Regions from separate parts of the Homo sapiens genome. Here region 2 is linked to region 1. Evidence: chromatin contacts called from ENCODE Hi-C or POLR2A ChIA-PET data. All regions are on one chromosome and are shown on one strand. Each heading gives the region's core, a stretch centred on a gene start or an enhancer-like site at or near the end of the contact. The rest is flanking DNA. Distances are from core to core; before and after follow the strand shown. Region 1 overlaps XYLT1 (xylosyltransferase 1). Region 2 overlaps XYLT1 (xylosyltransferase 1).

Region 1 (6,204 bases), core at 2,143-4,642:
CTTCCTGCATCACCTAATTGGATTACAAGGATCATATGAATGCTGTGTTGACTATGAAATGTGCAGGGGATTATTCAGTAATGACTTTCTTCTGTCGTCCTTCACTAATCCTGTCAATCGGGAATGCCTTTAGATTAGGAAAGAATCCCACTGGAAGGAGCTGTCTTTCTCATTTACAGTTGGGCTTCCCCAGGGGCTGGAGAAGCAGGGTCACTGTAGCTCACTTATTGGCCAGTGAAGACAGCCGCCATATCTAAGCAATGACTCTATTCCTCATCACTGGTCTGGGTTCCTGATCCAAACCTACAACAGTCAATGGACATTTCTACCTTGGGGTTCCACGAGCTAAGGGTCTGAAAAATAACCTACCATCCTTCTGCCTCCAAAATCTCCTGAACTTTTTTCCTAGGTGAATAACCCTGTTATTCCCCAAGTTGCCCAAACCAAAAATCCAAGAGTCTCTGTTATTTCTACTCCCTTAAATCCACAAAGTCGCTATCATTTCTAGGTCCTAAATACCTTGTATCTGTCTCCTCCTCCCCAGCCTCCTGCTCTGCCCTTTAGGCATGTATTGTCTCTGTCTGGTAGTATTACAGTCACTTCCCAACTCTTTCTCCTGCTCCATTTCTGCCTCTGTCTTCTCTTCAAAAACAAAAACAAAAAAACATGGCTTCCAGAGTGAGCTTTAAAAAATGTGCTTCTCCTCACATCACTCCCCTGATGAAAACCCTCATCAAACAAGGAAATACATTGCAGCTTGAGCCTCTTCTACCTTCCTGGGCCAAAGCAGACATTGCTAATCAATCACTGCATTGCGTCCTGCAAGGCAGGATTTGGACTCAGCTTTGCTATGAGTTCATTGGGTTGACAAGAGAGATGAGAACTATTTGACATCTCAGGATCCTTCCTCATCTGCCCTCTGCCTGCCAGCCTTGTTCCTGCTGCTCCTCCTCCCTTACCTGCATTGTAGAATTCACCTCCCAGCCGTCCTGAGCTCAGGGGAGTTCTGAGTGACTCATACCACCATACCTTTGCACATGCAGTTGCCTCTGTGTGGAATGCCCTTCCCCAAGTGTGTCTGCCTGGAAAACTTTTACTTTACTCAGGTGCCATCCTGTCCATGAAGTCTCGAGATTTAGGTATTTTTCTCCAAGCCCCCATTGCCCCATGACCAGGTGTTCATTTTAGGGAGCACCCCCTTGCACTGACGTTGTTGGTTAGCATGTCTGAGACAGAGATAAGGCTTATGCGTCTTCACACCCCTGGTACCTGCCATGGCTCCACTGTGCTCAGGAGCTGTTTGTAAACAATCAAATGGGTGATGGAATAAATAGCATCTGTCTTACTGAATGCTTGCTTTATGCCAGACACCAGGCTAAGCGCTCTATCTGCATCATTGTATCCCAGCCTCACAATCTCTCTGTAAGGTAGGCATGGGAGTTTTTTTGCACATGTGGAAACTGAGGCTCAAAGCAATGAAGTCATTTGCTCAAGGCCACACAGTGATGGACCCAGGTCTATCTAAAGTAGTATTTTTTTTTCCAGGGACATTTGGCAATATCTGGAAACTTCGTTTTTATTTTTTGAGACAGGGTTTCACTCTGTCATCCAGGCTGGAGTACAGTGGTGTGATCTCGGCTCACTGCAATCTCTGCCTCCTGGGCTCAAGCCATCCTCCCACCTCAGCCTCCTGAGTAGCTGGCACTACCACCACCACCACACCTGGCTAATTTTTGTATTTTAGTAGAGACAGGGTTTCGCCACGTTGGCCAGGCTTGTCTCAAACACCTGACCTCAGGTGATCTGCCCGCCTCAGCCTCCCAAAGTGCTGGGATTACAGGTGTGAGCCACTGTGCCTGCTGGAAACATTTTTAATGGTCACAACTAAAGAAAGGATGCTCCTGGCATTTAGTGGATCGAGTCCAGAGATGCTCCTGGGCACTGCACAATGCACAGGACAGCTTGCTGTCACCTCCAATAGAGAGTTATCCAGCCCATAGTGCTAGTAGTGCTATAGTACAAGGGTACTACGGCCCTGAGGCTTTGAATGTAACGGTGGCCTTGAATGTCCCTACGGTATGTGGCTCTGTAACTGCTGCTGGTGTTTCATTGGTTTCAGTTGCTCAGAGTCACAAGCTGCACAAATACATTCAGAAGGTGCTGCCTTCCCTTTGGTTGTGTCAAGAATGGCAGAGAGAATAGGGACATAGGTCCAGATATGCCTTCTACTAAATCTTGGGACTTCATCATTTAACCATAACAGCCTCCAAGGATAATAGTTCTCAGTGTAAGCCGTCTCCCCCATTCTGTCCATCCTGGAGGGGTCCCCTTCAAACCCACTACCTCATGCAAATTTCCAGCAGCTGAAATGAATACATGCAGATTTTTTTTTATAATTTTTTGCAGATGTTCTTAGGGGTAAGGTAAATATGTAATTTACAAAAATCCAAAGAACTTATGATCCGAATCTGCTTAAGCCACATGAAGTCAACAGAGGGTTAAAAGCACCCAATTTATTTTCATCAAGAAATTTGAACTTTGGTCGTAGAATGCAACTTAGCTGCGATTCTACATTATTTATGATTCATGGGGCATTGTAACTTACCACAGTCTCTGAGTAATCTTTTTAAGCCTGCCAAAAGAACCGGTGTTAATTGCTTACACTGGAACATATTTGCTGTTGGAAATGTCACACCATAATTATATTCCATTTCGCTGTCTAACAAGTAATATACTAAAAGAAAATTGGGTTTTTTTTTTTTCCTCCTTCTTCTTGTGATGTGCAAAACCATTCCTGAAACGCTTCAAGCAGCTCGCAGGTGGCAAGTTTCTGGACTTGTCAAGAAATTAGGCAGAAAACTTTCTGGGTTTGCTGATGGTAATACAAGCCAGACCAGCAGGGTCTGCTTGGTGGACTTTGTAACCTGAGCTCATGCTCAGAAAGCCCCATGTTAGATTTTATGCTTTGCTTTCACCGTCTTGACACTCTTAATATTTTTTGAACAAGGGGCCTTGCATTTTCATCTGTAGTGAGCCCTGCAAATTATGGAGTTGGTCCTAAAAAGGAGGAGGAAAGGGAGAGGGACATGGCCCATGGAGACTGGGATTAAAGATCAGGAAACAGTTGACGTTTCAGAACATGATGAGAATTTCAGAGACACAGACCAATTATAAATAGAGAGAGAGAGAGTGTGTGTGTGTGTGTGTGTGTGTGTAAAATAAGAATTGGTGGCTTACGAGGTCACACAGGACAAAATGTCTAATCAGATGACTCTTCCTGGAAGACTAATACTATATTTGGTAGGCTGAGCATCTGTTAAACCAGGGACTGGCAAATGATAGCCCACAAGCCAAATCCGGCCCACCACCTGTTGCGTAAGTTAAGTTTTATTGGAACACAGCCACACTCATTTGTTTTGGTCTTGTCTGTGGCTGCCTTCTCTCTACAGTGGCAGAGTTGAGAAGTTGCAACAGAGAACCATATGGCCCACAAAGCCCAAAGTGTTTACTGTCTGTCCTCTTATAGAAAATAAAATATTTAAGATTCCTGTCTTAAAATCTAGGGAGAGCCTCATGCACCTCGCTACAAGAGAGGCTGAGAAGTGTTGAAGAAATGTTGATAAGTGTCACATTCTCATTTGTAATTGTGTATAACAGAGGGGAAAATGGATGTTGATGGATGGTTAGCTGTCTCTGGCATACCCCTTTTGCAGATTTGGAAGCTGAGGAGGCTTCAAGAGTTCATGAAGCCATTTGCCCAAGACCACAGATCAAATAAGTGACAGAGCCAGGACGCAGAGGGAAGCCTGACTTGAAAGTATAAAGCACGTGCTTTCTAAATTGTGATAGCTTCCCTGCATCTGCTAACAAGTGCACGTACACTGAGTAATCTTTTGCACAGATACACTGATAAGACTGCGAAATAAGACTGTGAAAGAAAACAAGCCAAATCACAGATGGCTCTTGCCCCCAAAGGGTGATTAGGCATGCACGTGCCTGGTCTTCATAGAAGGCAGATGCTGCTAAAAGTGTTCGTTGGGTCATTCATTTGTTCATGTAAGAAATGTATGGAAAGTTTAGGCTTTGTAAATGGTTCACCTTCACCCATCTCAATGCCTTGCTTTTCCTCCTGTCCGTCTTGTCGCTGATAGAATGTGGTCAACAATCAGAACATCTGTACAACAGCTCCTAGATGACCAATATACCACAGCCTTCAATTAAAATATGTCAGGTTACCTTCTTCAGTATTTCCTTTCCATTTTCCACTTTGGGAAATTGAAGCTCAAAGGTTCTGGTAGCTTCTCTAGATAACAGAGCTAGCGAGGTCTGGTCCTAGAATTTGAACCCAAGCCTTTCTGCCTTCAGTAACCAGGTATAGAATCACTATATTAGTTAGGGAACATCAGCTGCTATAACAATCAAACGTAGCAATGTTTGTTTGCGTTGAGGTCACACAGGGCAAACTGTCTAATCAGATAACTCTTTCTGGAAGACTAGTACTTTATTTGGTAGATAGAGCTTCTCTTCAACCAGAGATGGGTAAACTGTAGCCAGTGGGCTGAATCCAGCCCACCACCTGTTTTGTAAGTCAAATTTTATTGGAACACAGCCACCAGTGTATAATGTCTCTAACATGAAGATGGTTGATGTCTTCATCCTCTGCCATCCAAAATAGATGTTCCTGATTGACTCCCCTCCATGTTGTAATTCAGGGATCCAGGCCCTTTCCATCTGACTCCACTATCTCCACTATCTTCAACACACAGCATCCAAGGTCACCGTGCTCTTCTGCACCCAGACAGTGAAGAGGGAAATAGCACAGAGAAGCATGCACAGGTGTCCATGGGTAAGCCTAGAAGTTGTGTGCATCACATTTCTATTTTATTGGCTAAAGCACAGCCTCTTGGCAAGACCTGACTGCAAACGATGTGAAGTAGGTTGTAGTGAGTGCCATGAATAAAGCAGACGTGGTTTTGACCAAGAGCCTCAACCACTCTGATTGCCCTACTGCTCTGCCCAGAGTTGCTTCCCTTTCCTTTGGGTTATTTCCAGCCCCCTGGCCCCTGTGAAATACATGTGACCACGTGGCTCTGTTCCTGCAAAAGGGTCAGCTTCCCCAATGCTGGGAACACATCTCCAGGAAGCATTCCTCTGTGAGTGCGACTGTGCATCTGACAGGGATACGGGGCACAGCGGGAGGCAAGGTTAGTAATTTAGTTGTTACTGGCTGACAGGTTAGTCTTAGAATATGTTCCCTGCAATTCAAGGCTTGCACGAAAGAGACAGAGAGAGGCACTTAACAAATGTCAGCCTTTCTTTTTTTTTTTTTTTTCCTGGCGCAGTTGCCTCACACTGACCCTGAAGCATTTGAGGGGTGTCTCTGTGTGAGTTCATCAGCGCCTAGTCCCAGCCCCCGCTTGGTGTTCTTGATTCCTCTTTCCTGTGAGGTTTCCCTGAGTGTGGTTCACGAAGAGCGGCCGTCACAGTTGCCAGAGGGCCCCTGAAAATACTGAAATACTGCCAGGGTGGTGATCTGGAGGGAGGAATGCAGGATTCTTTTTTTTTTTTTTTTTTTTTTGAGACAGAGTTTTGCTCTGTCACCCAGGCTGGAGTGCTGTGGCACGATCCCGGCTCGCTGCAATCTCTGCCTCCCGGGTTCAATTGATTCTCATGCCTCAGCCTCCCAAGTAGCTGGGATTATGGGTGTACACCACTGTGCCCATCTAATTTTTATATTTTTAGTAGAGATGGGGTTTCGTCATTTTGGCCAGGCTGATCTTGAACTCGTGACGTCAAGTGATCCACCCGCCTCCACCTCCCAAAGTGCTGGGATTACAGGCGTAAGCCACTGCGCCCGGTCTAGATTCTGCATTTTAATAAGCTCCTCAGACAATCTTTTTCAGGATCACGGGTTTCAAGCAGTTTCTCAACCTTGGCATTTGACATTTTGAACCAGATAATCCCTTCTGTGGGGGCCGTCCCGTACATGGTGGGACGTTTAGCGGTATCCCTGGCTTCTACCTCCTAGGTGCCAGTAGCATTCTTTCTTCCAGTTGTGACAAATAAAAATGTCTCCAGACATTGCTAGATGTCCTCAGGGAGACAAAATTGTCCCTGGTCAAGAAGTGCTGGCTTAGGGCATAACTTAGTATGTTTCTGTGACATAAAATATAAATGTTCCTCTAGGACCCATGTTCTTCTCTC
Region 2 (6,204 bases), core at 2,613-5,112, 170 kb before region 1:
GTCCCCTCCTCCGGCTGGCCTTCCTCGCTCTAACTCCACACCTTGTTTCTTTCACTCGTGGCTTTCATTACAAGCTGACTTTGAAGGTTGATGGGTTGATTCATTGCCTGTGTCTCCTCCTAAACTGCAAGTTAGTTAGTTCCTTCCTTCCTTCCTTCCTTCCTTCCTTCCTTCCTTCCTTCCTTCCTCCCTTCCTCCCTCCCTCCCTCCCTCTCTTTCTTTTTTTTTGAGATGGAGTCTCTTTCTGTCACCCAGGCTGGAGTGTGATGGCATGATCTCAGCTCACTGTAACCTCCGCCTCCCAGGTTCAAGTGATTCTCATGCCTCAGCCTCCTAAGTAGCTGGGATTACAGGCGCGTGCCACCACTCCCAGCTAATTTTTGTATTTTTAGTAGAGACAGGGTTTTACCATGTTGGCTAGCTGGTCTCAAACTCCTGACCTCAAATAATCTGCCCACCTTGGCCTCCCAAAGTGCTGGGATTACAGGTGTGAGCCATGGCGCCCAGCCCCTAAACTGCAAGTTCTTTGGGGACAGTAGGTACTATAATTTGTGTTAGTCACTGAGGTACCTAGAATCTAGCATAGTGCCAGGCACAGGGTCAGCTGCACCCACTGTTTGTTGATTGAATGCTTGATGTGTCTCCCAGCATTCCTTTCACTGTCAGCCCCTGTCCTTCCTGTCTACCTGGCCGAAGACTGAGAAAGCTGCTGTTGCCAGGAGAGAGTTTGAAGCTGTGATTTCCTTGTTGCCAAATAAATGAGAAGCCTGGTGAGGGCCAGTTAGCCTGATGGCTGCTGTTGGAGAAGAAGTCCGCTGGCTGGATCCTTAGCGATTGTGTTGAAAACACAGCCACTCTATTTTGTTTTCCTTTCCCAAAGAAATATTTGCTTTATCTCTGGCAGTGTGTACTTTATTATAACAGAGCTGGAGGATGTTGACCTGAGAAGTAAAAAAACATGGTTTCCAAAGAGACTCTGTCAATGGCTTAAAATTAATAAACGTGCAGCTGTGGGTGGTGGTGGGGGCTGGAGTTGGGGGCGAGGGCCGGAGGACAGGGGTGCAGAAGTGATTAAACTGCTCCTGTTTTGCCATGGGGATGACACCGCTTTTCTTTTAGTGGCAGGTTAAGGGGATGAAAATCTGAATTGGCGTATCTTTAAACAAGTTATTACTTCAGCTGTGAGATAATTTGTTGAGAAAATGCCATTATTTTTCCAATATAGGTCCTTCGGACTGTGCAACCGGGGCATGATGCTGGCAGCTGCGGTTGCATGTAGATGCTAAAGCATCATGGAGCGGGAGAATGAACTTCAGGTTAAAGCCTGTTTATTCTTAAATAAATTGAGTTTTCTGTTTTCCACAGTGTAATGAGGAGGGAGCAGGGCTTCCCTCCTGCTCTCAGTGCTGGAGGCCTGGAGTTGTCCACACCCCTTCCCTTGATGCTTAGGATCCTTCCAACAGCACCAGAACCTCTGGGGACTCTCATTCTGCCCAGAAAGGCCAGGGAGAACCCAGGTCTTTACCCTTTGTGGGGAGGAGCCTCGAGGATGGCCTTGAGCATCTCAGCCTCCGTTGCCATGCTTCCCAGTGACTTTGAGGATGTCATCTGTTATGGGTTGAATTATGTCCCCTCTCCTGCCCCCAGATTCATATGTTGAAGTCCCGATTTCCAGTACATTGGAAGTTGACCTTGTTTGGAAAGACGGTCATTGCAGATGTAATTTGCAAAGATGCAGTCATACTAGAAGCGGGGGGGTCCCTAAGCTAATATGACTGGTGTCCTTATAAAAAGGGGGCATTTTAATTAGCCAGGTGTGGCGGCATGCACCTGTAATCCCAGCTACTCAGGAGGCTGAGGCAGGAGAATCACCTGAACCTGGGAGGTAGAGGTTGCAATGAGCCGAGATCGAGCCACTGCACTCCAGCCTGGGTGACAGAGCAAGACTCTGCCAAAAACAAAACAAAACAAAACAAAACAAAAAAACAGTGGGGGGGGGCGGGGACATTTGGACATAGCCATGCACACAGGGAGGACACTTTGTGAAGGCGAAGGCAGAGAGGGGCATGATGTATCTACAAGCGAAGGAACATTCAAGATTCCCAGCAGACCACCAGAAGCCAGGAGAGGGGCATGGAACATTCTTTCTCACAGGCTTCAAAAGGAACCAACCCTACCAACACCTTGATCTTAGATTTCTAGGCTCCAGAAATGGGAGGCAATACATTTTGATTGTTTAAGCCATTTAGTGGTGCTTTGTTATGGCAGCTGGCAAGAAACGAATACATCATCCAAGGGCCATGGTTCACCCATCATCTACTCCCCGAAAAAAATCACTCATACTCACTTAAATCCACGTCTCCACCTGTGCCCTGAGTAAGTCCTTAAATCTGCCATGTAGGCCACCGAAGTTTCAGCTGTCTCTGCCCTTTAGTCTTGCAGAAACACAGTCGGTCTTACGTTGTTACTTTACAGGTAACACCCTCCCTGTGACATTCTAAGCCCCAGATGGGGAGCTGGGCCTCTTTCTTTGTCTTGATTCCAGCAGGCACTTAAGCAGTGCTTGTTGGATTCAGTAGATTTGCCCACTCTGACTCCTGAGATAGACTAGATGCACTTCTAGTCCTTATCTTTCTGGAGTTTTAGCCTCTTGCCTTGTCAGTCCTTTGGTGACCATATGCCACTCAATATTTACGTGGCCTCCGTGGATCCAAGGTCTGCATTTTCCAATCTGGACTCGTATATGTGAAAGAGCTGTTCACGAGATCAGCAGTTTGAGCCAGCCTGACCAACACGGTGAAACCCCGTCTCTACTAATAATACAAAAATTAGCCGGGAATGGTGGTGCATGCCTGTAATCCCAGCTACTCAGGAGGCTGAGGCAGGAGAATCGCTTGAACCCGGGAGGCAGAGGTTGCAGTGAGCCGAGATCGCACCACTGCACTCCAGCCTGGGCAATACACTGTCTCAAAAAAAAAAAAAAAAAAAAAGAGCTATTCAAACTATGGAGTGCCCTAGTAAAATCGTAGCAATGACTCATTCCGCTGTTTGTATGTCTGAAGAGGGACAGTGAGCTAGACTCAAAGGCTCAGGTTCCGGTCCAGCTTTATCATTCACCAGATGGCTATCCCTAGGAAAGTCACTTGACCTCTCTGAACTTTAGTTTTCTCAGCTTGCCTTGTCTGCCTGGGTTGGCAGGGAACCAAGAATATGTGTGAGAGGCCTTTGATAGCATCAGAGCAGAGGCTGTAGACATAGAGTAAAGGGGGGAATGAAAAGGTTCTCATGGTGATCTGGAGAACAGGTACCCCAGCAAAAGGGGTCTCCATGGGAAGGGTGGGCCCAGGGTTGCCAGATCGTCAGAGTTTTTAATAGAAGCCGGAAAGGCGGTTTATTATGATGTATCCCAGCCATCCAATGTTGTCTCGGGTGTTTTTTAAGCACCACAGGTTCATATCAAATTAGATTGCAGACTGTTTCTGGGCCCATGAGCCACCGTTCTGTGATGCCTGCTGTAGGATTTGATTCAGATAGAGGTCGATGGCAATGCTTATTTCCTTTCTGTTACCCGAACCTGCCGATCCAAGCATCCTCCTCAATAACTCTGAAATGCAAGAGTCAATATTAACCAAGGAAAATTTACGTTGTCACCCTCCAGGAAGCCTTCCCTGATCACATCCCTCCTGAATTGAATTGGATCAGAGGTTGGCCAGCCTTTTCTTAAAGGAGCAGATAAGAGGTATTTTAGATGTTGAGGGCCCTTCAGTCTCCTTGGCAACTACTGAACTGTGCCTCTGCAGCCGGAAAGCAGCCAGAGATAACATGTAAACAAATGAACGTGGCTGTGTGCCAATAAAATTTTATTTGCGAAAATAGGCCACGAGCTGAATCTGGCTATGGTATGGGATGGTAATCATTTCCTGATACTCTAGTTAGATACTTTTTTTTCTGAGGTGGAGTCCCACTCTGCCCAGGCCAGAGTACAGTGGCCTGATCTTGGCTCACTGCAACCTGCACCTCCTGGGTTCAAGCCATTCTCCTGCCTCAGATTCCCGAGTAGCTGGGATTACAGGTACCTGCCACCACGCCCGGCTAATTTTTTGTATTTGTAGTAGAGATAGGGTTTCACTGTTTGGCCAGGCTGGTCTCAAACTCCTGACCTCAAGTGATCTGCCTGCCTCGGCCTCCCAAAGTGTTGGGATTATAGGCGTGAGCCACCGCGCCCAGCCTAGATAGCTTTTTTATGTACTACCCTAACACCCTGAATTTAGCCCCTTATCAGCAGTCTACTACCACAACTAAGAATAAACACATTTATTGAGCACTTACTGTGTGCCAGGAGCTGTTCCAACCCCTTCATTTATCTTTACTCATTTCTCACAGTGAGTTTGTGTGGAAGGTCCTGCTGCTATCCCCATTTCACAGATGAGAAGACTGAATCACAGAAAGGTTAAGCAACATGCCCAAGGTCACCCAGCTGAGCTTTCAGACTCAGAAGCAAATAACGCTTTGCTTCTATGGCTCACCCAGCAGGTATTTCACGTCATCTCTGTATTTCCTTGATGCCCAGCACAGGGACTGGCTGTAAGGTTGTGCCCAGGAGTCACTGCATGAGTGACAGGCATTATTTCCGGTTTTGCAAACCTGTACAGGAGGGGTGTAGATACAAACGTTGCATTGTAACCCTTTCTAAATAGACTCAGAGAGTCTGCCTGGGACAAACTTTCCCAAGCCAGACGCCTTTGTTTTTCATGCGTCGAGAATTTGGCAGCTCTGGCTTGGACTTGCACAGGGCTACTTTTAAACATCTGGTTCTCTTAGCAGCCCTAAAATCCAACAGCACCCATAACAACTTTCATCTCTCTGCCGTGGCGCCTTGTGAAACATCACAGCCCCCCTTGGCTGATTGTAGGAATGGTGAACAGAGTCTGCTGTTCACCAACCAACAGATGAGAGTGACAGAGAGGACACTACATCTGAGTCCTTCCCCGAAGGGTCCCTGAAGAATTCCATGTCAATATGGTAAATTGATTCCGATTTGAAAAGCCCTTCACAGATTTCACTGTATTTAAAGGAGTCCCCGATGAGAATCCTTTATATTGTGAATGATCTCCTGGTAATTGATCTGCTTTAGAAGTTTGGCTTCAGTTTAACAGGGGCACCTGTGTTGTTCTGTACTTCTGTGAGCAGAGCTCAAAGTATTATAATGAGCAAGAATAATTATTATGATTATTTATAGGGAGTCATTGTGATGTGCCAGGCACTTGTGACATATGCTTTGTTTTATGTGATTATTTTTATTTTTTTAGAGATAAGGTTTCGCTGTGCTGCCCAGGCTGGAGTGCAGTGGTGCGATCATGGCTCACTGCAGCCTTGAATTCTTAGGCTCAAGTAATCTTTCTGCCTCAGCCTCCCAAGTAGCTGGGACTACAGGAATGCACCACCCTTCCATTTTTTAATATTTAAGAGATTGGTGTGGGTGGGGGTTGATATGATTTGGCTCTGTGTCCCCATCCAGCTCTCATCTCGAATTGTAATCTCCATGTGCCAAAGGAGGGACTTGGTGGGAGGTGATTGGATGAGGGGGGAGGTTTTCCCCATGCTGTTCTCATGATAGTGAGTGAGTTCTCATGAGATCTGATGCTTTAAAAGTGTTTGGCAGTTCCCCCTTCACTCTCATTCTCTCCTGCTGCCGTATAAGATGTGCCTTGCCCCTCTTCCTCTTCTGCCACGATTGTAAGTTTCCTGAGGCCTCCCCAGCCCATGTGGAACTGTGAGTGAGTTAAACCTCTTTTCTTTATAAATTACCCAGCCTCAGGTAGTTCTTGATAGCAGTGTGAAAATGGACTAATACAGGGGGGATGGGCAGGGATCTCACTCTCTTGCTCAGGCTGGTGTTGAACTCCTGTCCTCAAGCGATCTTCCTGCCTTGGCCTCCCAAAGTGTTGAGATTACAGGCATGAGCTACCATGCCCAGCCCAACAAATGCTTTATATACTCTGTTTCATTTGTCCTTTTCAACTCCTCTAAGGGGTAGGTGCTGACCTTTTGCCTATAGGTAAACTGAGTCATAGAGAAGTTAAATTGTGTGCCCAAGGTCACATAGCTGGTCAGTAGCACTGCTGGGATTCAAACCCAGGCGGTCTAGCTCCAGGGCCAGAGCTCTTCCCACCCTCCTCTGTTGTTTTCTCTAAGCGTGGTGGC

What was found. A loop is a pair of places that touch in the nucleus more often than their neighbours do. ChIA-PET counts read pairs that join two places held with the same protein, here RNA polymerase II (POLR2A). Pooled maps may share reads with other maps.
Region 2: a loop to region 1 is called in a pooled map, with 3 times the contacts of the local background. The contact joins two enhancer-like sites. A Hi-C loop is called at or near these places in 2 of 168 maps with a recorded cell type or tissue (gastrocnemius medialis and sigmoid colon) and 8 of 50 pooled maps. POLR2A ChIA-PET finds 5 or more read pairs at or near these places in 3 of 52 experiments (B cell, H1 and activated CD4-positive, alpha-beta T cell).

What each region holds. Positions count from the first base shown.
Region 1 is chr16:17,222,164-17,228,367 of GRCh38, reverse strand. The region is part of intron 3 of XYLT1 (xylosyltransferase 1); the gene reads left to right. Among named protein-coding and RNA genes, the nearest start is that of XYLT1, 250 kb to the left of the region's middle. Within about 2 kb of position 3,392, at least 11 of the 41 ENCODE cell types and tissues checked have a DNase peak (open chromatin) inside an H3K27ac peak, as active enhancers do.
Region 2 is chr16:17,394,614-17,400,817 of GRCh38, reverse strand. All of the region lies in intron 1 of XYLT1 (xylosyltransferase 1), which reads left to right. Among named protein-coding and RNA genes, the nearest start is that of XYLT1, 73 kb to the left of the region's middle. Within about 2 kb of position 3,862, at least 22 of the 41 ENCODE cell types and tissues checked have a DNase peak (open chromatin) inside an H3K27ac peak, as active enhancers do.